2 separate regions of the Mus musculus genome follow, and region 1 is linked to region 2. A link is a loop called in an ENCODE intact Hi-C map of the cell type or tissue named here. Cell type or tissue: heart. All regions are shown on one strand. Each heading gives the region's core, and the rest is flanking DNA. Links, peaks and the distances in the headings are about the cores only.

Region 1 (15,993 bases), core at 4,236-12,235, 100 kb before region 2:
TCCACATGATGCGATTCTGAGGATCAGGCTGATCTAAACAGTATGGTGCTTAGGTATGCATGCGTCCGTAACAATGCTGAGAAGACAGTAAAGACACACACCCTGAAATCAAAATGGTGGGGAAGAGCCAGGAAACTCTACGTTATGAATATCCTTTTTATTTTAGTCCCTACATGGTACATGCTAGACACACACACACACATACACACACACACACACACAGACACACACACACACACACACAGAGAGAGAGAGAGAGAGAGACTGAGACTTGCTTTTTATGGATACGAATATGTTTCCTAGTTAATAGTTAAGAAAAACTGGCCCTTTTTTAGGTGGATGAAAATATTTTCCCACACATTTGAATGGCTCTGTCATCATTCTTGCTTTTTTTTTTTAAAGTCACTATTGTTGAAAGTGAAAGTGTTGAGTTTCAGTCTTCGAGATTTTGGACATTATCAGGCTTTCGTTTCTGCATGGCTCCTCTTCTCTGGGGCAGGGGAGCGACCAGGCTAGATTATTTTACCTCCTGTGGATAAGGGAGCCCTATGCTATTTTGGAAGGTACCCCAAGATGATACCAGTCCTGATCGAGTGGAGCAGTGTGGCAGGTCCTCCAGCCATTGGAAGAAGCCCAAGTACCAGGGTCTGTTGGTGTCTCTCCAGCGCAGACTGGCACAAGCCTCTGAACCTATCCGCCGTGATGTCCTCGGCAGCCCTCCCACTGCAGCTGAGCCAAGGGACAAGTTACATGAACAGTGGCCAGCAAGGAATGGCTTGCCAGACAAGTCTCAGCCAAAACACTCACAGCATGCCATGGTCATCTAACATGAGAAATACTGTAGGCTTACAGCCATCGAACCAGAAAACGTCACTGAATTGTGGAGACTTAGTTTCTCTGAACGACAAGTGGGGAATCAGAAGGCTGGCTTGCCTACCTAAGAAGGTTTCTTTACCATATGAGATCATGGAGTCTCAAGTTGAATGGAGATAAAATGCCAGGCTTTATTAGTAAATAGCTCTTAACTTGAACTGTTCAGCAGAAAGTCTCTGTGGGAGGGTCGGGCATTTGTCAGAGTCAGATGTGTAGTTACCTGATCAGATAATCATCAGATAGCACCAGGAGGCTTATAATGGGCATGAACGGACCCCTACTGCTGTGCCCCCTTCCCACCTCACTTCTCAGAAGCAACCACACCATGACCAGTGTTACGGAGACCCTGTCTGAAAAAGAAAGGAAGGACGGATGGAAGGAGGGAGAGAAGAAAGGAAAGAATCAACTCCTTTGCCTCCTTTTTCATTCCCTGCACTCCCAGTCTTTATCTATCTGCCTTTGGAAGGCTCAGTGTCTTTAAATGTAGCTGGTTTTTGTTTTCTGGTTTTGTTGCTGTTTAATGCAAATCAGGGGAAAGGATGAGTGTGTCCAGCTTTCCCACTGTCTCTTCTGCCTTCTGCCACCTCCTTATTTCCAGCACTGCCTTTTTAGCTAGCTGTCAGTATGCTTTGTTACACTGTCTTGTGTAGTTCTTGTAGCACCAGGGATCGAACCTGGTGCCTTGAGCATGCTAGGCAAGTGCTCTACCACTAACCTGTATCTCCAGACAGGATGGGTCATCTTTCATGCTTTGTCTCAGTATTGGTTCTAAGTTGAAAAGTCATTGAACAGCGCTTTCCTTGCTTTGGCATATCAGTAGCATTTGCTGCATGCCGAAGCAGGATGCTGGTATTGTACCTTCTCTCCTACCTTCACAGTGGATATCACCATGCTGTGTAGAGTGCCTGTGACTCCAAGGTCAGTGATTCTCATTTCCTAGGTTCCAGTAGATCCTCCGAATCATACTGCTTTTTAGTCAGTAACATTTAGTCAGTAACCAGTGGGTTTTTACAGCTTTTACGTTTTTGCATGGTGTTTCTGGTTGCCTCTCTTCACTGTGTTTGGAAGAATGCTATGGCCTTTCTCCCTGCTCCTGAAGTGACTCACACATTGGTTTCAGTTTGGTAATTCATTACATGGCATACGCTACCTTTCCGTTTGCAGGAAGCCCTTTCCTGCTCCTCCTGTCTGGACTGCCCATGGTGCCGGCACGCTATGCAGCTCTCAACCAGAGACTTCTTTTCACATTTTCTCTAGGTCAGACTGTGTCTTCTAAATTCGGTGTCTTTTTCTTTCTTGCTTTCCTTTCTTGATTAGCTGAAGCAACTATAAAATAATTCCACAGAAAGATATGTGGGAGTAAATCCTGAACCCTTTGTTTTGTTGCTTTCGGTTGATTTGTCTAGTTGAATTAATTTTCCCTTCAAGCATTAAAAACATTGATCTGTTGACTTCAAGCCATCTGTGTCACTGTTAAGATATCTGATGCCAGCGCTAGAGAGACTGCTCAGACATTTAAGGCTAGGCTCATAACCAAGAAGACAACATAGCCGATGCCAGCCTGATTCTCATTGATGTGAAGGAACCTTAGGGTGGGTTATTTTCTTTTTATTACCTTCATTAGGTATATACAACATACTCTGTTGATCTTTGATTCTGAGGGCTTTTGTTTTGTTTTGTTTTTGTTCGGTGTCTACATTGAGCATTCCTATCTATTGCTCTGAGTTATCTGAGGCCATTTAGTTTAAAGTCTTCCATCGTCCTTCTGCTCTGTGCATATGTTTTTCTCCCTGCTTCTTTGATTTCTTTTCACTCATTTCTTTTTGCTTGACCCCACCCCACCCCCAGTGTTACACTGAAACTCTTGTGTTGAACACAACACTTCCAAGATTGAGTTTTTTTAGTTGTCTTACCTTCTCCATGTCTTTTCCTACTCTAGTTTGATACATAGTCTTCACTTTGTGTCCCAGGTGTTCTAGTGTGGGCACTCCTTTGGCATTGATATTGTAAATTCTCCCGTTCTCCAGTTTCACTCTCACAGTATCTTGCTCTTGCTTTAGGAAAGCTAAATTGTGTTGGGTTTCTCTGACACACTAATTAGAGATGTTGTTTTTAAATTATCTCCTGACCCTGAAACTATTCATTCCTCTGGGATCTGGTTCCCTTGTTTATCTTGGTCATTCTTCTTCAGGCTTCTGGTTTCCCTCAGTGTCTGGTGATGCACAGTAGTTCATTCATACTTAAAAATGAAGCATTGGGTGCATATTCTTTGAGGGCAGATGTTTGGGCTGCCCCCATTGGTCCCATTTCTCCTGACTCCCACCCCGTTCTTGGCAACCTTGTGGCTTTATTCATTTTACTGCCATTGCAGTGGACTTTTTTTGTTTATGAAGGCAGTGTCTCACTATGTAGCCCTGGCTGGGTTGGAACTCACAGATCCACTTGCCCTCACAATGGTTGATCTCTTTCTACAGTAGGCCTCTGCCCTGAATGGGAAGCTCCTGTAGTACTCTGGCTGGGAGAGGGGCTTATTGGCTGCCAGACTGGGTTTCAGTGGCACAGTTTGACTGGTACTATAAGTTCATGCTCCCAACTGAAAAATAATATGAGCTGGAGACCCTGTCAGGCCTACAAAGCTTCAGGTATTTAGTAGCTGGCTTTTTATAGAAGTTTGTCAACTTTTTCTCTAGTTCCTTGGTTTAATATTTTGGAGGCCAGCCCTCCTGTTTTCACCTGGCATTAGCTGCTTCCCCTGGGATGTGGCAGCGATGGAGCCAATTAGTGCACTTGTTCTGCAGACAGCCCTTAAGTTGATCTCAGTTTTCAGCTTCATTTCCCTTCCCATCCTCAGGAGCTGTTTCTGAGAACCCAGCTTTCCTCCTGGAAGATCTGATGATCTCTACGTAGCCTACTGACTGCCTATGTGGCAGCTTCCTCCTGCGCTGTCTTATATGTTCACACTGTGCTTTTAGTTTCAAGGAATGAATTGGTCCCATTTCTCCTGACTCCCACCCCGTTCTTGGCAACCTTGTGGCTTTATTCATTTTACTGCCATTGCAGTGGACCTTTTTTGTTTATAAAGGCAGTGTCTCACTATGTAGCCCTGGCTGGGTTGGAACTCACAGATCCACTTGCTTCTGCCTCCTCGGTGCTGGGATTAAAGGTGTATGCCACAACCTCTGGCCTATGTGGTGAGCTTTTTTTAATGACCAGGGAGTCACCATTAAATAGGAGTTGAGTGTCTCCCACATATGTCTACATTTGGTGGCTGAGGTTCCTGTAGATATCTGTAGCATAGAACACAGCAAGTTGCCAGGCAGTGGCGCATGCCTTTAATCCCAGCACTTGGGAGACCGAGGCAGGTGGATTTCTGAGTTCGAGGCCAGCCTGGTCTACAGAGTGAGTTCCAGGACAGCCAGGGCTGTACAGAGAAACCCTGTCTCAAAAACAAAAACAAAAACAAAAACAAACAAACAAAAAAGAACACAGCAAGTTACATCATTGAGAGCACACCAGAGAGAATCCAGACAGATGGAGACCTTAGCATCTCCCTCACTCCTATGCACACATTCCTGGGTGCTCTTGTATAGTGGGTGTGTGTACACACACATGACAAGAACCATGGGCATCCACCTTTGTAAAAAGTACATTCCTTTGAGCTAGCATTTCCTCTTCCTGATATCTGGCTCAGACACAAGCTCATGTGTATGAATGAAGGGGTAGAAAATATTCAGTGCAGCATCATTTGTGATAGACCAAAACAAGAAGAGAACAACTTAAATGACCCTGTGAGGTCAGTAAAGCATGGGGTATGCATATCTTGGGCTACTCCACAGTAGTACAGAAAAGAGGGAGATCCAACGGGACCCTGGGGAGCTCAGGTGATCACTTGTTCTTCAAGAGAACTGAATATGTGTAAGTTCATATTAAGATAAACACATAAAAGCAAAGGCTGTGATGAGGACCATCTGATGAATGTTAGTATTGAAAAAACTGAGGCAGGCCTGGTGTGGTGGTATAAGCCTTTGATCCTAGCACTTGGATCTCTGAGTTTGAGGCAAGCTTGGTTTACAGTTCCAGGCCAGCTTAGGATATATAATGAAACCCTGTCTAAAAAAAATAAGAACAGGTAAAGGAATGGGGTTAGACTTGTGAGTTCTTCAAGACCAGTGTTGTGATACTTGAATACATAGACAGTTTTTAGGTGCTAACTCATCAAGTAAGACGGGTGCAAAAAAAAAAAAAAACAAAAAAACAAAACAAAACCAATAATAAAGACCTGTCTGAGGCCTCTGCTGCTTCCTTTACAGCGTGCCTTTGACTCTGGTCAGGCAGAACCTATCAGTTAACAATTAAGTTTTTCATAGCTCCAAACCATGTGTGTTCCAGCTGAGATGACCCCTGCGTACCTCTAGCAGTGGTTCTCAAACCTTTCTAATGCTGTAGCCTTTAATACAGTTTCTTATGTTTTGGTGGACCCCCCCCCCCCATAAAATTATTTTTGTTGCTACTTTGTAACTGTAATTTTGCTGTTATGAATTATAATATAAACATCTGATATGCAGGATATCTGATATATAGTCCCTGTGAAAGGGTCACTAGATCCCCAAAGGGGTTGAGACCCACATGAGTTAGGGAGCTGAGAATTGCTGCTCTAGGGTATGTATCAGTGAGGGACAGCCCTAGGAAATGTGTGTAGCCTCTTCTAGATGGACAGGGTTTAATGATGTGGAGGGCTGGAGGTAGACAGGGTTGCAATGCTGGTTTGTTGCTGTTTGTTTGTTCCCTTTGGTATTTCTCTGTGACAGTCCTGGCTGTCCTAGAGCTCACTTTGTGTGATGCCAGTTTATTAACAGGACTGACTGGAAGTGAGCTCTACTGAGCTGGTATCACTGCTTAAAGATGACAGGTTTCTCTGTCTTTGCTCATGCGTTCTTTGCTGGTGTGTTTAGTTAACCTGAGTGTGCCAGGGCCCTCTGACCTTAGAGGGACAGCAGAAGATATTAAGCAGAATGATTCCAAGGTGGGAAAAACCCTGATACCCAACTCAAATTCTTGACCCAGGACCTGTGCTCCCTTTCCTGATGGTTTGACTCATGTTTCTTCTACTGACAACAGCAGTGGCCTCTCTTCTCAGCACACTCTTTACTGGCTGGAGGAACCATTTCATTCAGAGCACTTAGGAATGAGTAGATGGAGAGTAATGAGGAGTAGCCATCACAGCAGGAACTGTGTGCTCTTCTCTGCCTTCCTCAGATGGGGACAAGGTCCCGAGGCTCTGAGCCTCCTTGCCCAGCGACAATGGGTGAAAGCTGATTGCTTGCAGCAAGTTCCATCACCACAAGTGATGGTGGCTGGTTCTGTGTTTATTCCTCACTCGTACATCTAAGTAGGTCACAACCTAGAATTCCCAGCTTCTCTCTTGGGGAGTTATCCGGTGCTTTGGCCTTCTTTCCCATGCCACAGTGTCCAGGGGTGCTACATCAAGAATTGGCACCCAACGTTCCTCTGAGTGAACCAAGCAAATACTTTGAATAGGAGAGCTAAAAGAAGTGCTGTCTTCTGGAGTGTTTGGCTCCTGTGGTCTGTTGTACTCACCTCCATAAGAAGCAGGTGAATTCTCAGCTTTAAGACCAGGGCTGTCATTCAACAGTTCTACAATCTCACTATGAATCAGCTCTCTGACTTCTGAAGTGGAGCTTTTCAGAGAGCTCTTTGACCCACCGCAGCATTTGCTGTCCCCCAAGACTACCATTCCAGCTACCAAATTTGCCTGGGGACCAGGAGACCTAGGGGTTTTTTTATCCGGTGCTGTCACATGCTTCCTTTGGAACTTAAGATGTGGAGAAGTTGACTACAATCTTGCTGAGGGTTTTGCTAAAGTCAGCATCTGCCTCCCCTCTGTCTTCAGCAGCATTCCTGAGTTTTTACAGAGACAGGTCATTAACAGCAGAAGCTTGCTGCAAGGATCTGACCCGCCCTCAGCCACGCTAACCCTTCATGTGGAGGTCTGTTCAGGCCTCCCCTGAGTACTTCCACGGTGCAGGACAGTGACACCACACCAAAGCCTGTGACCAACAGCCAGCCTCCACTCCTCCCTCTGACTCTCCAGCCAGGGAACATCCACAGAGGAAGAGTGTGAATGCAGATCAAGTAGGTGGTCCTTCCACCTGCCTCTCCCGAAGGCTTTCTGTAGGAGTCCTGTGACCCACTGCCCTGCTGGGCCTGCTGGGTTGTGTGCTCCCTCACCTGGCTAGCTCTGGGAGGCTCTTGAAGTGGTAGGGATCGAACTCCAATCATGTTCCCTGCTCTTGCTTCTCTGTCCTCCCAGGGCCGCATCTGGGTCACATCAGTGGAAACTGGCTCATCAGAATGAAGGGAAAGCAAAAGCCACAGACAGAGACATTGAAATGACCTCATCCTGCTCCAGTCCAGGGCTTGGCTGGGGAAAGCTGCCTTGTTTGAACATGTGTGTAGGAAGGAGAGCAGACTGTCTGTGGTTTGTGTTTTCATGTTCATGTGCTGCAGCATTTTCCTGGGGATTTGGCTAAGCTGGCCTTGGCAGTGAGTGGCAGCAGCTGCTCTTAACTTTCTTCTGGAGAGCCCCGCTTCCCACCTCCAGGAGCAGTTGGTTTTCTGTGTCCAGCTTGGAGACAGAGGGGCTTTACTTAATGCAGAAGACCTTGCAGGAGATCCACAGGTCTGCTAAAGTCAAGGTGGAGCCACCGTAATCAGAGCCTTACTTAGCCTGCTCATGTGAGCCACAGAGAGGAGGACTATGTGGGCTGCTGTTCAGCTGGAGTGCATCAGTGTGACCATCCCACTGCTAGAACATTCTTGTGGATAATGAGCTGCTGCCAGAGCCCAAGGGCTGGGAACACAACTACTTGGCTCTTCTTCTAAACTTCTCTACCCCATGCCTCCTTCCTCATGAGCTCATACTAGTGATGGGGAATGGGAGCGGGATGGGGAGCATGTGGCGCAAATGTTAAGTCACTCTGTGAACAGTCAGCTAGAGCAGGGTCCTCTCCAGTTCTACTCTGAATATTCTAGAGCCTGTTTTCCAGCCACAGCAGGCTACAGTCTGTGTACCGTATCCTAGCAAGGAGAGGAGTAGAGTTTGGATGTTCCACTTCCCAGGAAACATCATGGTGAGACAGGCATAGTGGTGGTCCTCTCTTTACACTTTAACACCAACCACCCCCAGTTTACGATCCAGTCACACTGGCATCTCATGTTCGATAGCTTTAGTAACAGCTGTCTTTGTGTTTAGCAGTAGGGTTGGGGCATTCGTGTTTCTATTATCTGATGGAGCTGCTTTTGGAAAACATGGCTATAGCACAGAAGATTATGGCCCTATGGAATGAGGAAGACTGCATTACATAGAAAAGCCAGATCCCATATATTCTGACCCCAAATCCACTTAATAGTGTGTGAGTGGCTCTGGGCAAATTGCTTAACCTCTCTAGGTCTGTTACATTTTGGGGGACATGTCTCACTATATAGCCTAGCTTGCCATGAACCTTGCTGTGCAGGCCAGGCCAGCTTTGAACTTGTAGTCCTGCTCCTACCTCTCAAGTGCTGGATTATAGGTGCACACTACCACACCTTGCATTTTTTTGTTATTACTATTTTTGTTTGTTTGGTTTTTGGTTTATTTTTGTTGTTGTTTTGAGACTGGGTCTTGCTGTATAGCCCAGCTGGCTTTGAATTTGCAATTCGGTGGCTGTTTAGAAGGATGGCTTATTTTTCTGTTTCTGATGTATTATTTTTCCTCCAATGTATTTTTATATATAGTGATGGATTCTTGTTTTAGAAAATTGCAATAATAAAAAATGACTTAAGATTTTAATTCTGTAAAAGTCTGCTGCTAGCAGGAGTGCTCTCTCTTCATGCTGGAGTATATTCTTCAGGCTCTTTGGTGCTATGCTTATGCAGTTGTATGTGCACACACTTCAAGTGCTTTGTAATGCATTCCTTCTTCTTTAGCCTGTATTGATCCTGGTTGGTTCTGTAGGTAGATTGTGGCCTAGCTACCAAAGCACCTGGATTCAACCTCTGTTAGGATGATAGCACACAACGAAGTCACTGCTTCTAGTGGTGGCACATGCCTGTGATCCCGGCACTCAAGGAGGCAGAGGCAGGCCATCTTTGAGATGGAGATCAGCCTGGTCTATAGTGCAAGTTCCAGGATAGCCAGAACTATACAGAGAAACCCTATTTCAAAACAACAAACAAGCCAGGTGGTGGTGGCGCATGCCTTTAATCCCAGCACTCGGGAGGCAGAGGCAGGCAGATTTCTGAGTTCGAGTCCAGCCTGGTCTACAGAGTGAGTTCCAGGACAGCCAGGGCTACACAGAGAAACCCTGTCTCAAAAAACCAAACCAAACCAAACCAAACCAAACCAAACCAAACCAAACAAACAACAACAACAAAAAAAAACAAACAAAATTGCCTTATAGAACAAATGAATGAACTAATCAAGTGGCAGTAAATAGCTTCAAAGAAAGATAAAGCATTGGGAAGAAGGCAAGACGGGCATATAGGATTCTAGTTTCAAGGGGCAGTCAAAATGCTCAACCAAACATGGCCTATCAAGTTGCAGTTAAGTCTAGGCACCTCCCATGTATTAAGGTAGATGAGTCAACCCAGTATGAGGAAAAGAGTACCCAAAGCAGGCAAACAACATCCAGAAACAACCCCTGCCCCCACTGTTAGGAGTTCTATAAGAAGAGCAAGCTGTTTAACTGTAACACATATGTAGGGGGCCTAGGTCAATCCCATGCAGGTTCCAAACTTATCGAATCAGTCTCTGTGAAGTCCTGTGAGCCCAAGTTGGTTGATTCTGCGGGTTCTTGTGCTATCCTTTGACCCCCAACTGTAAGAACAGTCCTTCCTCCCTTCTTCCACAGGATACCTTGAGCTACACCTAATGTTTGGTGGTGGGCCTCTGGGTCTGTTTCCATCTGTTTCTGGATGAAGACTCTCTGATGACAATTGGGTTAAACACCCATCTATAGCAGACTATCATTAGGAATCATTGTCTATTCTAGGTCTCTGGGCTATCCAGCCTCTAGGTCCTGGTCCTCAAGGCAGTGTCAGGGGTGGGTTCCCTCTCTTAGCATGGATCTCAAGCTGGACCAGTCATTGGCTGGCAACTCCCATAATTTCTATGCTACCTTTACCCCAGCACATCTTGTAGGTAGGACAAATTGTAGAAGTCTTGCCTGGTTATAGGAAATGGCCAGTTCAGGTTCTGTTTCCCTCATTCCCAGGAGTCTTAGCTAGGGTCACCCTCATAGATCACTGGGAGTTCTCCCTCCCTACCACCTTTCCCACCTAGTTCCCTCCCTCTATCCATCCTGGATGTCTATTTTATTTCACTTTCCCAGTGAGATTCAAGCATCTCCCCTTGGCTACCTTGTTATTTAGCTTCTTTGGGTCTGTGGATTGTAGTATGGTTATCCTGTGTTTTCTGGCTAATAACAACTTATTAATGAGTACATATCATGTTTGTCTTTCTGGGTGTGGGTTACCTCACTCAAGATGATCTTTTCTAGTTCTATACATTTGCCTGTAAACTTAATGATGTCATTGTTTTTAACAGCTGAATAATACTTCATTGTATAAATGTACCATTTTCTTTTTCCATTCTTCGGTTGAAGGACATCTGGGTTGTTTCCAGTTTCTGGCTATTACAAATAAAGCTGCTATGAATGTAGTTGAACAAGTGTCCTTGTGGTTTTGGGTGTGTATGACCAGGAATGGTGTGGATGGGTCTTGAGATAGATTGATTCTTAGTTTTCTGAGAAACTGTCGTACTGGTTTCTAAATGGCTCTACAAGTTTGCATTCCCACCAGTAATGGAGGAGTGCTTCTCTTGCTCCACATTCATGCCTGCATGAGCTGTCACTTGTGGTTTTGATCTAAGCCATTCTGACAGGTGTAAGATGGAGTCTCAGAGTTGTTTTGATTTTCATTTCCCTGACAGCTAAGGATGTTGAACATTTCTTTAAGTGCTTCTCAGCCACATGAGATTCCTCTGTTGAGAATTCTGTTCAGATCTATACCCCAATTTTAAATTGGACTAATTGGTTTGTCAATGTCTAGTTTCTTGGTTTCTTGATTTCTTTTTTTTTTTTAAAGATTCATTTATTTATTTATTATATGTAAGTACACTGTAGCTATCCTCAGACACTCCAGAAGAGAGAGTCATAGCTCATTACGGGTGATTATGAGCCACCATGTGGTTGCTGGGATTTGAACTCCTGACCTTCGGAAGAGCAGTCGGGTGCTCTTACCCACTGAGCCATCTCACCAGCCCTTCTTGATTTCTTTATATATGTATATTGGAAATTAGCCCTTTGTTAGATGGTGGGTTGGTGAAGATCTTTTCCCATCCTGTAGGCTGCCATTTTTCCTATTGATGACAGTGTCCTTTGCCTTACAGAAGATTTCCTGTTTCATGAGGTCCCATTTATTGTTGATCTTACTGTCTGCACTATTGATGTTCTGTTTAGGAAGTTGTCTCCTGTGCCAACATGTTTAAGGATATTCCCTACTTTCTCTTCTATCATGTTCAGTGTTTTATGGTTAAGGCCTTTGATCAACTTGGACTTAGGTTTTGTACAGGGGGATAGATAAGAACCTATTTGTATATTTCTACATGCTGACATCCAGCTAAACCAGCACCATTTGTTGAAAATGCGTAATTTTTTCCATTGTATATTTTGGCTTCTTTGTCAAAAATCAAGTGTCTATAAGTGTGTGGATTCATGTCTGGGTCTTTGATTTGATTCCATTGATGAACCTGTGGTGGTTTGTATATGCTTGGCCCAGAGAGTGGAACTATTAGGAGATGGAGCCTTGTTGGAAGAAGTGTATCACTGTGTCACCTAGCTGCCTCTAAGACAGTCTCTCCCGGATGCAGTTGGATCAAGATGTAGAACTCTTAGCTCCTTCTCCAGCACCATGTCTACCTGGATGCTCCTGTGCTTCCCACCATGATGATAATGAACTGAACCTCTGAAAATATAAGCCAGCCCCAATTAAGTATTGTCCTTTATAAAAGTTGCTTTGGTCATGTCATGGTGTCTCTTTGGTAAAATGAGAATGTTTACTATGTTAATCCTACTGATCCATGAGCATGGGAGATCTTTCCATCTTCTGATATCTTCTCCAATTTCTTTCTTCAAAAACTTGGAGTTCATGTCATATAGATCTTTCACTTGCTTGGTTAGAGTTACTCCAAGGTATTTTATATTATTAGTGACTATTGTGAAGGGTGTTGTTTCCCTGATTGCTTTCTCAGACCTTTTATCATTTGTAGATAGGAGGGCTACTGATTGCTGTTGTTGTTGTTGTTAATTAGTATCCAGCTACTTCCCTGAAGGTGTTTATCAGCTATAGGGGTTCTCTAGTAGAATTTTGGGGATTGCTTATACATAGTATCACATCTTCTGAAAATAGTGATATTTTGACTTCTTCCTTTTCCAATTTATATCCCCATGATCTCCTTTAGTTGTATTATTGCTCTAGCTAGATCTTCAAGTACTATATTGAATAGACATGGAGAGGGTGCGCAGCCTTATCTTATTCTTTATTTTAGTAGAATTGCTTTGAGTTTCTTTTCATTTAATTTTATATTGTCTATTGACTTGCTGAATATTGCCTTTATTTTGTTTAGGTAAGTCCCCTGTATCCCTGATCTCTGCAAGATTTTTATTAAAGGGGTGTTGGATTTTGTCAAAGGCTTTTCCAGCATTTAATGAGATGATCATGTTTTTTTTCCCCCTTTCAGTTTGTTTATATGGTGAATTGAACTGATATTTTCATATATTGATTCATCCCTCCATCTGTGGGATGAAGCCTACTTCTTCAAGGTAGATGATCTTTTTGATGTGTTCTTGGATTTGATTTGCAAGTATTTTATTGACTATTTTTTGTCAATTTCTTCTACTGTTTCTTCTACAGCTGAGATTTTTCTCAACCACTGCTTGTATAATGTTGTTGATGCTTGTGTCTGTAGTTCCTGTTCACTTGCCTAGATTTTCCATCTCCAGGATTCCCTCAGTTTATGTTTTCTTTACTGCTTCTATTTCCATTTTCAGATCTTGAGCAGCTTATTCATTTCCTTCATCTGTTTGTATTTTCCTGGATTTTTAAGAGGGATTCATTCATTTCCTCTTTAAAGACCTCTATCATCTTCATAAAATTGGATTTAAAGTCATTATCTTGTGCTTTAGCTGTGTTGGAGTATCCAGGGCTTGCTGTAGTAGGTTAGCTGGGCTACAGTGGTATCATATTGCCCTGCCTGTTGTTGATTGTGTTCTTACACTGGCTTCTAGCCATCTGGGGTTCTTTATGTGGCTTCCAATAAAGTAGGAGTCTCCTGCCTGAGTGGTGGGCTGGCCAGAATATGAGGGTGGGGCTAGGGGGGGGGGCTGTGGTGCTTTTGGTGGTATCTTACTTGGGGTCCCTAGTTCTGGCATGGCCTCTGGTAAAGCAGAAGTCTTCTCCTGAAGTTATAGGCAGGATCATTAACAACTTTTTAAAGTTTAAAATTTTAAAAGAAATCATTGTATATGTGTGTCTGTGTCTATCTGTGCATGTGTATGCAGGTACTGGCAGAGGTCAGAGGCATCAGGTCCCTTGAAGCTGGAGATAGAGGTGGTTGTAAGCTGCCCAACATGGATGCAGGGAATCTAATTCTGGTCCCTACTAGAGTAGTATGTGCTCTTAGCCACTGAGCAATCTCTCTGGCTCCCCCGGATTTACTTTATTATTATCATACCTATTTATTTATTTTGAGCATAGGAAGGGTACTGGTCTGCCACGGCATACATGTAGAAGTCGCAGTCCAGTCTCTTCTTCCATCATGTGGATTGTGGGACTCAATCTCAGGTCATCAGATGTGGCAGCAAGCATCCTTGCCCTCTGAGCCCTGTCTATATCCCTAGCCAAATTCCAAAGTGTGACAACAGAATAAGGATATGTTGAGATGTTCCAAGTTGCAGACTTATCTCTTTGTTCCACCACTGTAGAAGCGACTTGAGTTTGCCCAGTTATCTTTCTGTGTGGTCCCTGGGCCAGCAGGATCAGGCCACCTGGGAACTTGTTAGATGTACAGATTCCCTGGCTCTACCCCAGGATTCACAAGTCAGGTGGCTGTGCTGCACATAGAAAATGTGAGTTTTTTTTGGCTGATTAATGTTCCTTGTTTGCATTCAACGTGCTGATGAAGATATCCAGCTTTACATACAGGAAAAGAAACAAGCTTGTCGGGGTCCTACCTCGACATGGGATCGGAGTTCTCAACAGGAAGCAGGGATATCTGGAAGGCGCATAATAAATATACATAAATATACACAGACTACTTTTTGGGTACAAGCTGACAGTTTTTCAAGGCTTAAAGTTTCTCTCTCTTCTCTCTCATCCTCTGCTCTCTTTCTCTCTGGCTCATAGGCTCGCAGCTTGAGGCTGCACACACTCTGCATTCTCCTGTCCTCTCTGCTTTTCTCCTGTGTGTTTTTCTTTTCTTGAACTCTCACGCTCATACACACCTCTGTGCATTCCCCTTTCACTCTCACACACTTCACACATATCACATACAGCACATGTACTCTCCTTTCGCTCAAACACACACACTCTCCACACACACCTCATATTCTCTGTTCACTCACTCTTCACACATTCTTCTCATGCTCGCTCACCTTTTTCTTGCCCAAGTCTTTTATTGATACTCCAAAAGCAGGTAAAAAAAAAAAAAAGACATTGTACATTCATTGCCAAATCAAATTCAAAAGAATAACCATGTCCCACAAAGAATCAAGAATTACAATTGTTCCCCAAACCTTCAAGCTTCCCTATTCCCAGGCCTATAGCCAAGATAATAATAATTGCTAACTTATCATTATTTAAACTTTAACTTATTATACTTCAGAGTTCAGAGCTCCAAGGCCAGCTACTTACATTTTCTTGTGAAGCTCTAATGATAAATGACATGGGCAAAGCTGCCAGGCAGTGGCCAGAAAGAATCCAATTAATCCTTCACTCAATAGTTTCACTAGCTTTCTGCTTCTGCACATTGCACACAGTGACTCTCCTAAGAGTCCCAGTGTTTTGACTTAGTTTTACTAATATAAGATTTTACATAGTCTATACTTGCTTATCCAGGAACCACTCTCAAATGTTATGCAAAACTCAACTTTATATGCCTCAGTACAGGGGAACGCCAGGGCCAAGAAGTGGGAGTGGGTGGGTGGGGGAGTGGGTGTGGGAGGGTGGGAGGGACTTTTGGGATAGCATTGGAAATGTAAATGAAATAAATACCTAATTTAAAAAAAAAGAAATTGAAAAATAATGTTATGCAAAACTCGTTTCCTAACTTCAGTAGGATTTTTTCTTTCTTTCTTGGGGTCCCAATGTTGGCTCTATTTCATTTTCTAATAATTTCTTCAAACTTTCTTTGCAAGTCAAGCATTAACCCGGAACTGCCAATGTACAGTTATTGCATTGTTACCAAGATGAGAACACACAGCATGCACCTGGGCCATTAGGACTGTGCTGTGTTATGTCCCATGCCTCAATTTTTAATTGTTTAAGAATCATTACATCAGCCGGGCAGTGGTGGCTCACGCCTTTAATCCCAGCACTTGAGGGGCAGAGGCAGGGGGATTTATGAGTTTGAGGCCAGCCTGGTCTACAGAGTGAGTTCTAGGACAGCCAGGGTTACATAAAGAAACCCTGTCTTGAAAAAAAAAAATCATTACATCAAGGAACATCTAGTTTCACAGAATTCACCAGAGCAGAAGGAGAAAGAAATAAGAAAGTCAGATATAGGGCTGGAGAGATGGCTCAGGCGGTAAGAGCACTGACTGCAAAAAGTCCTGAGTTCAAATCCCAGCAACCACATGGTGGCTCACAACCACCCATGAGATCTGACGCCCTTTTCTGGTGTGTCTGAAGGCAGCTACAGTGTACTTATGTATAATAATAAATAACATTTTTTTAAAAAAGAAAGTCAGATATAATAGACACCAAGCCAACTGAAAAGCAGTCGTGCACAAATGAAATCTATACAGCTGTTGTCCAGGGCTAAGGTTAGGAGAAATGGGAACA
Region 2 (8,000 bases), core at 1-8,000:
CATCTACTTTCCCCCGAACATATTCTTCCTGTGTCATAGTGCTGGAAAATTGCAGTAGAGACTGGTGTTGGTAAGTCAGGCATGGGAAGTGAAAGAGGGTTGGGACCTCAGTTCCCCTTCCTGTAGCAGGGCTCCACCTAGATTCCTCACACTGCCCTCTGAGAATTTAGGAGGAAGATCACCTGGGCCTGGTTGCCACGTAGTGGCTTCATGATTCCTAGAGCAGGAAAAGGGCAGGCAGGGGGTGTGTCTAGTTAGGTGTGCAGGCTGAGCCTAGACTGACACCTGGGACTCCTGCCTCCTAGGTGGCCCGAGGCAGCCGGGATGACACTTCTCCCCAGGAACCCTGCTATCTGCTGAGAAACATGACCAGCAAATCTCGTGAGTGTTGTCCTGGGGGTCCTCCATGCTGGAAGGTCCAGCAGTCATTGTCAGCATCAACTTGGGACCTTCGCAGGGGTGGTAGAGGGTCACACTTGGAGCCAAGGACACTCTTCTTATCCTGACAGCAGAAATACTTCAGTCCCAGCCCCTCTCTAGGGACAGGATGAGGCCAGAGACTGGGTCTGCTGTGCTGGGGGCGGAGGGGCCCAGTATTAGCAAAGGAGAAGGCGTCCTGGAACTGTACCTGCCTGCCTCTGCCTTCAGCTCCGTTGTGCATGTATCTTGCAGACTGGAAGCTCCTGGCCCTGGCTCTGGTCCTTGTTGTTGTCATGGTGTGGTATTCCATCTCCCGAGAAGATAGGTACATTGAGTTGTAAGTATGCTTTCTGTGTTCTTCTATTACTTCTCGACCAAGAGGGGCTGATGTAAAAGCAGGGTACCTAGCCAGGCAGGAAACTTTTGAGACCCTTTGCCTGACATCTCCTCTTCAGCTAGCTGCTAGCTCAAAGAGTCCTTCCATGGGGATGGGTGGGTTGGGGGATAGGTGGGATGGTGTTCTGGGTGGCTTCTGTGATCTCCCACAGAGGAAATGTTAGGGCAGAAAGATCTGGACCCTTAATGATTTGTGTTCAAAGTGGAACTTGGGTTGAGGAGATACTGAGTCTGTAAGTCCTTCACCAGTTCTGTGGGGCCTCTGTACCATCACAGGGGAGGTTGATCCTACCTGCGATGATGGCATCAGGACCTCAGTCTGACTGGATCTTCTGATTCTTTTTTTCTCTCTCCAGCTTTTATTTTCCCATCTCAGAGAAGAAAGAGCCATGCTTCCAGGGTGAGGCAGAGAGACAGGCCTCTAAGATTTTTGGCAAGTAAGTACCAGATGATGGAACAGGGTACTTAGGACTGAGTGGTTTTGCCTCATCACTAATGGGCTGGAGGGTAGATGAAGCTGGAAGAAGGACAAAGACCAGCTACTATAGTCAGGGGCCTGACCCTGTTCCGTCAGATTAATCTCTTTCTCTTCCCTTTGCTGTATAGCCGTTCTAGGGAACAGCCCATCTTTCTGCAGCTTAAGGATTATTTTTGGGTAAAGACGCCATCCACCTATGAGCTGCCCTTTGGGACTAAAGGAAGTGGTAAGTTATTTCTCAGCTCCGTGGGCAAGCATCTCACTGACTATGAACTGCTCTGAAGGACTAATGTGCTTAATGACTTGTTCTACCCAAGCAAGTGGACAGACAGTTCAAGGTCTGATCTTGTGGGCCACGTTCTTGGATGTTGCTATCCACTGGCTCCATGTCTGGGTTCTTTTGCCCAGGCTCAGGTACCTATGTCAAGGAGGGAGAATCTTGGGAGTGGAATGGGAGCAGCCTTTAGAATGCTGATGACCGTGGTCTTCTCTCATTCTATTTCTTCTGTTCCTTTTTTTTTTTTTTTTTTCCTGTAGAAGACCTTCTTCTCCGGGTGCTGGCCATCACTAGCTATTCTATACCTGAGAGCATAAAGAGGTAAGGAGATATTCTTCTCATTATAATCTGGCACCTTCACTTCCCCTGCTCCAGTTTGAACTCATCATGGTCTAGTGCCTTGCCTTTGGTTCACTGTGGCCAGTTTGACCTGCCGTAGCCTGCCTGTCTCCAGGAGCTATTGGTACTCTAAAATCACAACGACTTAGCCTGAGCATCTAGATGCCAGAGTACGCAGAAGCTGCTGAAGGTATTGCCATGGCAACAGACAGACCTGGGCAACAGGCAAGGAAGCTGTGTCCTAGGATTTCTCCTCCCCTCTTCTTTCTGGTTTTTTTTTTTTTTTTTTTTTTTTTTTTTTGGTTCCTTTTAAGACAGGGTTTCTTTATGTAGCCCAGGCTGGATTTGGCACTTCTTCAGTGCCAAGTTACAAGTGTGTGCCACCTTGCACAGTTCTTGTGCTGGGGTTTCTTGTGGCACTCCTCTCATTATCTCTTTGCTATGCGTGGCTTGCTTGTGTTTCATATTGAGGTACAAGACTTGGAGGTCAGTAGAACAATTAGCAGGGCCACTTAGCATGCCTGAGGCATGGCTGAGAAGAGCCTAGAAGTTTTGAACACCCCTCTTCCCACGGCAGCCTCGAGTGTCGTCGCTGTGTTGTGGTGGGAAATGGGCACCGGTTGCGGAACAGCTCGCTGGGCGGTGTCATCAACAAGTACGACGTGGTCATCAGGTGTGTGGTCATCCCTCCTGCTTCTTTTTGGGTCCTGGATGTCCCAAACGGGGCTGCCAAAAGGCCTGGTATCTCCAGTAATGGATGTTCTTTTCCTGGGCCAGATTGAACAATGCTCCTGTGGCTGGCTACGAGGGAGATGTGGGCTCCAAGACCACCATACGTCTCTTCTATCCTGAGTCGGCCCACTTTGACCCTAAAATAGAAAACAACCCAGACACGCTCTTGGTCCTGGTAGCTTTCAAGGCGATGGACTTCCACTGGATTGAGACCATCTTGAGTGATAAGAAGCGGGTAAGTTGTGTCAGGTGGGACAAAGAGATATGGTGATGGGGACGCTCTCCTGGTCAGGGCTTTATGTCCCACGGACCGCCTTATGATGCTCCTAAAGGATTGGTGAAGGGACATGGTGAACCAGGCTTTCCACAGCCAGAGCCTTGGGCTTCTCGACAAGGGCATTGTTTTGTAGGGCTGCTGATTAACTGCCCTGCTCAAGAGTCTGTAGGGCTGGGGTGGCAACCAGAGGCCCCCTGGGCTGGAGGGTTGCCTGGAATAGGAGAACTGTCAGGATGTATGAGAAACCTGGGAACAATGAAGCTGTCCCACTGGTACCTTGAAGCAGGCAGCATTCTGGGAGCTTTCCCTGATGGTCCCACAAAGAGCCTTTTCTCTCAGTGGGCCATCTGGATGAAGGCTGAACCGACTGATCTGGCATTTATTGCCCAGTATGTTGACAGCCTAAGGCTCAAGTCCCTGCTTGCCTACATATCTCTAAAGAGGTAGTGGTCAGACCCCACACTCTTCACATGTTACCTTTCCTTCCTGATAAGGGGGCTCCTCTTGACCTCTCCTTTGGTCTCTCAGGTCTGGGACAAGTCTTACCTCACTTGACTGGGATTTTCTCTATCTGAAGACCACCAGCTGGAATAGAGTTGAGAAACGGGCCTTCACCTCTTTTCATGTCTCCCTTCTAACCCTACCCCCATAGGTGCGAAAAGGCTTCTGGAAACAGCCTCCCCTCATCTGGGATGTCAACCCCAAACAGGTCCGGATTCTAAACCCCTTCTTTATGGAGATTGCAGCAGACAAGCTCCTGAGCCTGCCCATACAACAGCCTCGAAAGATCAAGCAGGTGGTGACAAGCTGGTGACAAGACCAAGCTGGTGGGGGGGGGGGGGAGGTATGGGGCTGTGGGTGGAAATCGAGGAGAGATCATAAGAATTGGGTGCAGCTTGCACCTAACCTTTGAAGAGTGCTTCCGCAGCACGCTGCCCTGATGGACAGTGTGTACTTTGGAAAACTGGGTTATCCCTAAAAATGGAGTAGGTGAAAGGATTGGATTTGGGCGCTGACTTAAAGATGCTTTTGGCAGGCTCTGGTCAGGATCTGTAAATTGGTAGCTGCTGGCACACTCACTGGCCCTTACCTGTGGGAACAGCTTGAGTCAGTGTAGTTAATGTTAGACTTTTAGCCTGCGGTCCTACATTGGAACATACTGATCTGTTGGAGTGAGTGGAGACGAAGTGTTGACAGTCTGTCCTGCATGTCCTTAGTGTGGTAAACCAGTTTAGGGAGCTGAAGTGGTTTTGGGAGTTACAGCTTTGATTTTCACACTCTGTGTCCTGGTAGTCTTCAGCTGGTAGGGTTTACCCCACATTGTAGCTTTGCGAATATTATTTCTGTATATCTTAGACTCTCTCATGGGGGCATAGGAGACTGCAGAAGGAGGTCACCAGCAGGCATTGGCAGGGCTCTTGGCTGTGCCACTTTGTGCGGTTGTTAGGCAGGTCTAGCGTTAGGAAATTTCAGTTGCTTATCTTAATGGTGAGGATAATACTTGCATTGACCACTTAAGCTTAGGCAGGACTTAAGACAGTAATATAAAATGTCAATCACAGAGATTGGAACAGAGCAGCTGTTCCTTTCAGTGTTTGCCCTTTGCTGTTTGTTAGTTCTCTTGAGACAGGCTGGCCTCAAACTCATAGTAGTCCTCCCAAGTTATGAGTTTACAAGAATGAGCCACAATACCCAGCTAATATTAGCCAAATTTTAAAATCAACATGTTTATTCTCAACTGTCTATATTATCCAACATCATGCATCACATGGCCACAGTGTGACTGCCCAGTGGTGAGCCCAAGTTCACGGGCTTAGAGAGTAAGCTGTGACCGCCTGCTCAGAAGAGATGCCCTGTAGCAGAATAAGCTGCCAGTCTCACTGTGGAGTGACAACCTTTCACACTAGAGTTGCTTAAGTGTGGTAGAAGCACAGAGGGGAACACATTTCTGCTGTGTTATCTGGGAAAGTCTACAGTTGAAGTGGTTCTGTTGTCAGTCCTGTGGGGATCATGGCATGTATTAGGCGTGAAGTGGGAGGAGGCAGTCCATTTGGTGTGCACATATAAGCCTGCCAATACCAAGTTGTTCTAGTTCAGATGGCGTTGAGGGCAGGAAGGGGGATTTCACTTATGACAGGGTCTCACTGTGTAGACCAGGCTGGAATGCACAGAAATGTGCTTGTCTCTGCTTCTTGATTGCCGGGGTTACAGGGGTGGACCAGCATGCATGCATAACGTATGATAGAGTGAAGGCTTTAGAGGGAAGTAGGAGAAGGTGAGGCTCTGAATCCAGCTCCTGGCAGTGGGAAGGAAAAAGAAAGGGCTGTATTTGGCTGTGATATTGCACTGATTTTCCATTGCTGCCCAATGACAGTCAGCGTAGTGGCCTCAAATACACCCTGGCTTTGGCTCATGGCGGTAGGTTCTCTGTAGTGTCGCAGGTTGACGATAAGAACTGACTTCCTATCTGGAGGCTTTATGGTAATTTTTTTTCAAACTTGTCTTAGGTGAAACATGTTTGGGTTTCCATGGTTTGTAGGACTAGGGTCCCCCTGTTCTTGCAGACTGTGGTCTGAGGGAAGAGGTACACTCAGCTCTTGGAGGCTGCTTGCATTCCGGGCCCTGTAGCTCCCTCCATCTTTAAGCCACTGGCAGCTCAAATCTGACTGACTTCACCTCTGAGCTCAGCATCCAGATTTAGATGGTTAGGTAATTAGGTCAGTGGTTTCCCCTCATAAAAACTGTATGAAATAATGAACTATTCTTTAAACATCCTATTTGCATATTTCCCATCTCTGTGTGAGAAGGCAGTCATAAAAGAGAACTGGAGGTTCTGTTTCAGTCAGGGTTACTATTGCTGTGATGAAACGCCACGAGCAAAGGCAAGTTGGGGAGAAGTGGATTTATTTTGCTTACACTTCCATATTATTATTTAAGGAAGTTGGAGTGGGAACTCATGCAGAGCAGGAAACTGGAGGCAGGAGCTGGAGGAGTGCTCCTCACTGGCTTGGTCAGCTTGCTTTTGTACAGAACCCAGGACCACCAACAGTGGGCTGGGCCCTCCTCCTTCAATCAGTAATTAGGAAAATGCCCTACAGGCTTGCCTATAGTAGTGTCTTAGGGGGCAGTTTCTCAATTGATGTTCCTTCCTCTAAGTTGACTCTAGCTGTGTGAAGTTGACATAAAACACTAACCATTGTGAGTTCCTGTACAGTTCCGTGTCCTAGCACCTATGCTTGCAGGGAGGATTGGGAGTTTTATGAGTAGCTCTAGGTTTCCTTGGTTTCCTGCTTGGATGACTGCTCAGTTGTGCTCTACTTATTTAATACAGAGAATGTCAGGAGGAGGGGGAGTGTGATGAAGACCGTAAGGAGCAGAGCTGGTGAGGAGGTGATGGCCGTGTAATTCTGCAGGACTCCAAACTGGATTCCAGAGCACAGGGTGTTTAACGTGGCAGGGGTGGAGGTGCAGTAGTAAACGTCTGAAATCCCAGTACTTGAGAGGCAGAGGTAGGATTTCAGTGTTAGCCTCAGCTACGTAGTAAGTTCAAAGCCAGCGAGAGCTGCGTGAGATCCTGTCTTAAAGACAAAAGGCAGCAACCGTGGAAAATAAGGCCTACCAAGAAGCAATGGAGAGAAAGACAGTTGAAAGGGATGCCAGGAGAAAATCAGCCTTTAAGAGGCCTTATGGAATCCAAGAAGTGACTCTCTCAGGGTAAGTGGGCAGGTGAAATGTTCTCTAAAGCCCACTGTCTGAGTGAAGCAAGGCAAGCTTCCTGAAGTTTGAATATTAAGTCCACCATTGCTGTGGATAAATTGGGGTGGAAGGAATGGGAAGCAGCCCATAAGATGGGCAGGCAAGGTATCGCTGACCCTGGTTTACAGAAGGGGTATATCATCCCAGGAAAGATTACACAGCCATGGGTGTTGAACCACCACATCCAAGGGGGAGGGCAGAGCCCTCTTCCCTTCTTTGAGCAAGTTATTTATATTTGCTAGTTCTAGTTTGCTCATTTATAAAATGAGGCTAATAACAGTATCTGTGCATATGTGTTTGGGAGATCCTGTACTGTACCGTGTTGGTACTCAGCATGAAGCCTGACACCTATAAATACTCGTGCAACAGATAGTATTATGGTGAATGTGGCTATTGTCATTCTGACAGCCACCATCCTCCTGGAGACCCAGATCTTCCCCAGATGTGGGAGTTGGATTATCTAGTACGCTGTTGTGTCAGCCAGACTTTCATCCCCGATGTCACCAACTTACTAATGGAAAGATAGATTTTGTTCAAGGTCTCAGTCGATTTAATCAGTAACAGCAGGGAGGACGTGGTGGAATGTGAGAAGCAGGAAAAAGTACTTACACAGGTCCCTTATCTACCCTTATCTTATCCCTACCCACCTTTAGGGTATATCTTCCCTCTCTAGTCAATTCTTTCTATTCTTCACAGATACCGTCCCCGCCCCCAAGTGTACTATAGTAATTTCCTAGGTAGTAAAGTTGATAAGATATAAGATAAACACAATAGCCACTAGACTCATAACAATTTAAACTTAAAACTTAGCAGCTGAAGAGGTAGCTCAGCAGTTCAGGGCACTAGATGCTTCTGGGGAGGACCTGGGTTTAGTTTTCTGCACCCACTTTGGTTCACCAGCACCTGTAACTCTAGTTCCAGACCACCCAATGCCTTCTTCTGGTCTCTAGAGGCTCCTGCGTGCACATGGTATATATAACTCAAGCAGGCACAAACATCATTAAGTCTCTGCATTTAAAACTTGATAATCAGGAAAAAGGACGTGGACCAATGGTAGAACACTTGCCTGGAATACATGAGGCCCAGGTTCTACCTCCAGCACCATAGAGAGTTCACAGTTTTCTTGAGTAATAAATCCACTTTCTCATCTGTGTTAGCTCCATTCAGGTAGGTGCTTGGTTAGTTAGCTGTTGCCCGGTTGGATAGCTAAGGTCAACGAGAACTGGGCAGAGAACTGACCCTGAGGTTGTGTGAGGTAGATGGTGGAGGAGGAGGGGATTGTGGTTCTTTAAAACTCCCTCTTACTCTGTCCCTCAGAAGCCAAC

Evidence for each region. Hi-C counts contacts between places; a loop is a spot of excess contacts. Peaks named below come from ENCODE experiments on the same cell type or tissue, not always from the same donor. Only the 100,000 strongest peaks of a DNase experiment are listed, where the experiment ranks them.
Region 1: a loop joins it to region 2, with 2.6 times the contacts of the local background. A loop is called at or near these places in 2 of 42 quality-filtered maps.

The regions. Positions count from the first base shown.
Region 1 is chr9:35,147,910-35,163,902 of GRCm38, reverse strand. All of the region lies in intron 2 of Dcps (decapping enzyme, scavenger), which reads left to right. Among named protein-coding and RNA genes, the nearest start is that of Gm24262, 11 kb to the right of the region's middle. In heart, for the core only: no CTCF peak of the experiment used is centred there; DNase peaks (open chromatin) are centred at 7,322 and 7,722.
Region 2 is chr9:35,047,955-35,055,954 of GRCm38, reverse strand. St3gal4 (ST3 beta-galactoside alpha-2,3-sialyltransferase 4) reads left to right here. Exons shown (of 11, transcript NM_009178.4): 2 at 306-381; 3 at 673-757; 4 at 1,173-1,253; 5 at 1,423-1,520; 6 at 1,832-1,892; 7 at 2,488-2,583; 8 at 2,688-2,877; 9 at 3,572-3,715; 10 at 7,993-8,000. The coding sequence starts at 366. It overlaps Gm51705 (a long non-coding RNA gene), which reads right to left and starts at 1,179. Exons shown (of 3, transcript XR_003948316.1): 1 at 1,109-1,179; 2 at 629-824. In heart, for the core only: no CTCF peak of the experiment used is centred there; DNase peaks (open chromatin) are centred at 254, 4,144 and 5,834; H3K27me3 peaks cover 666 bases.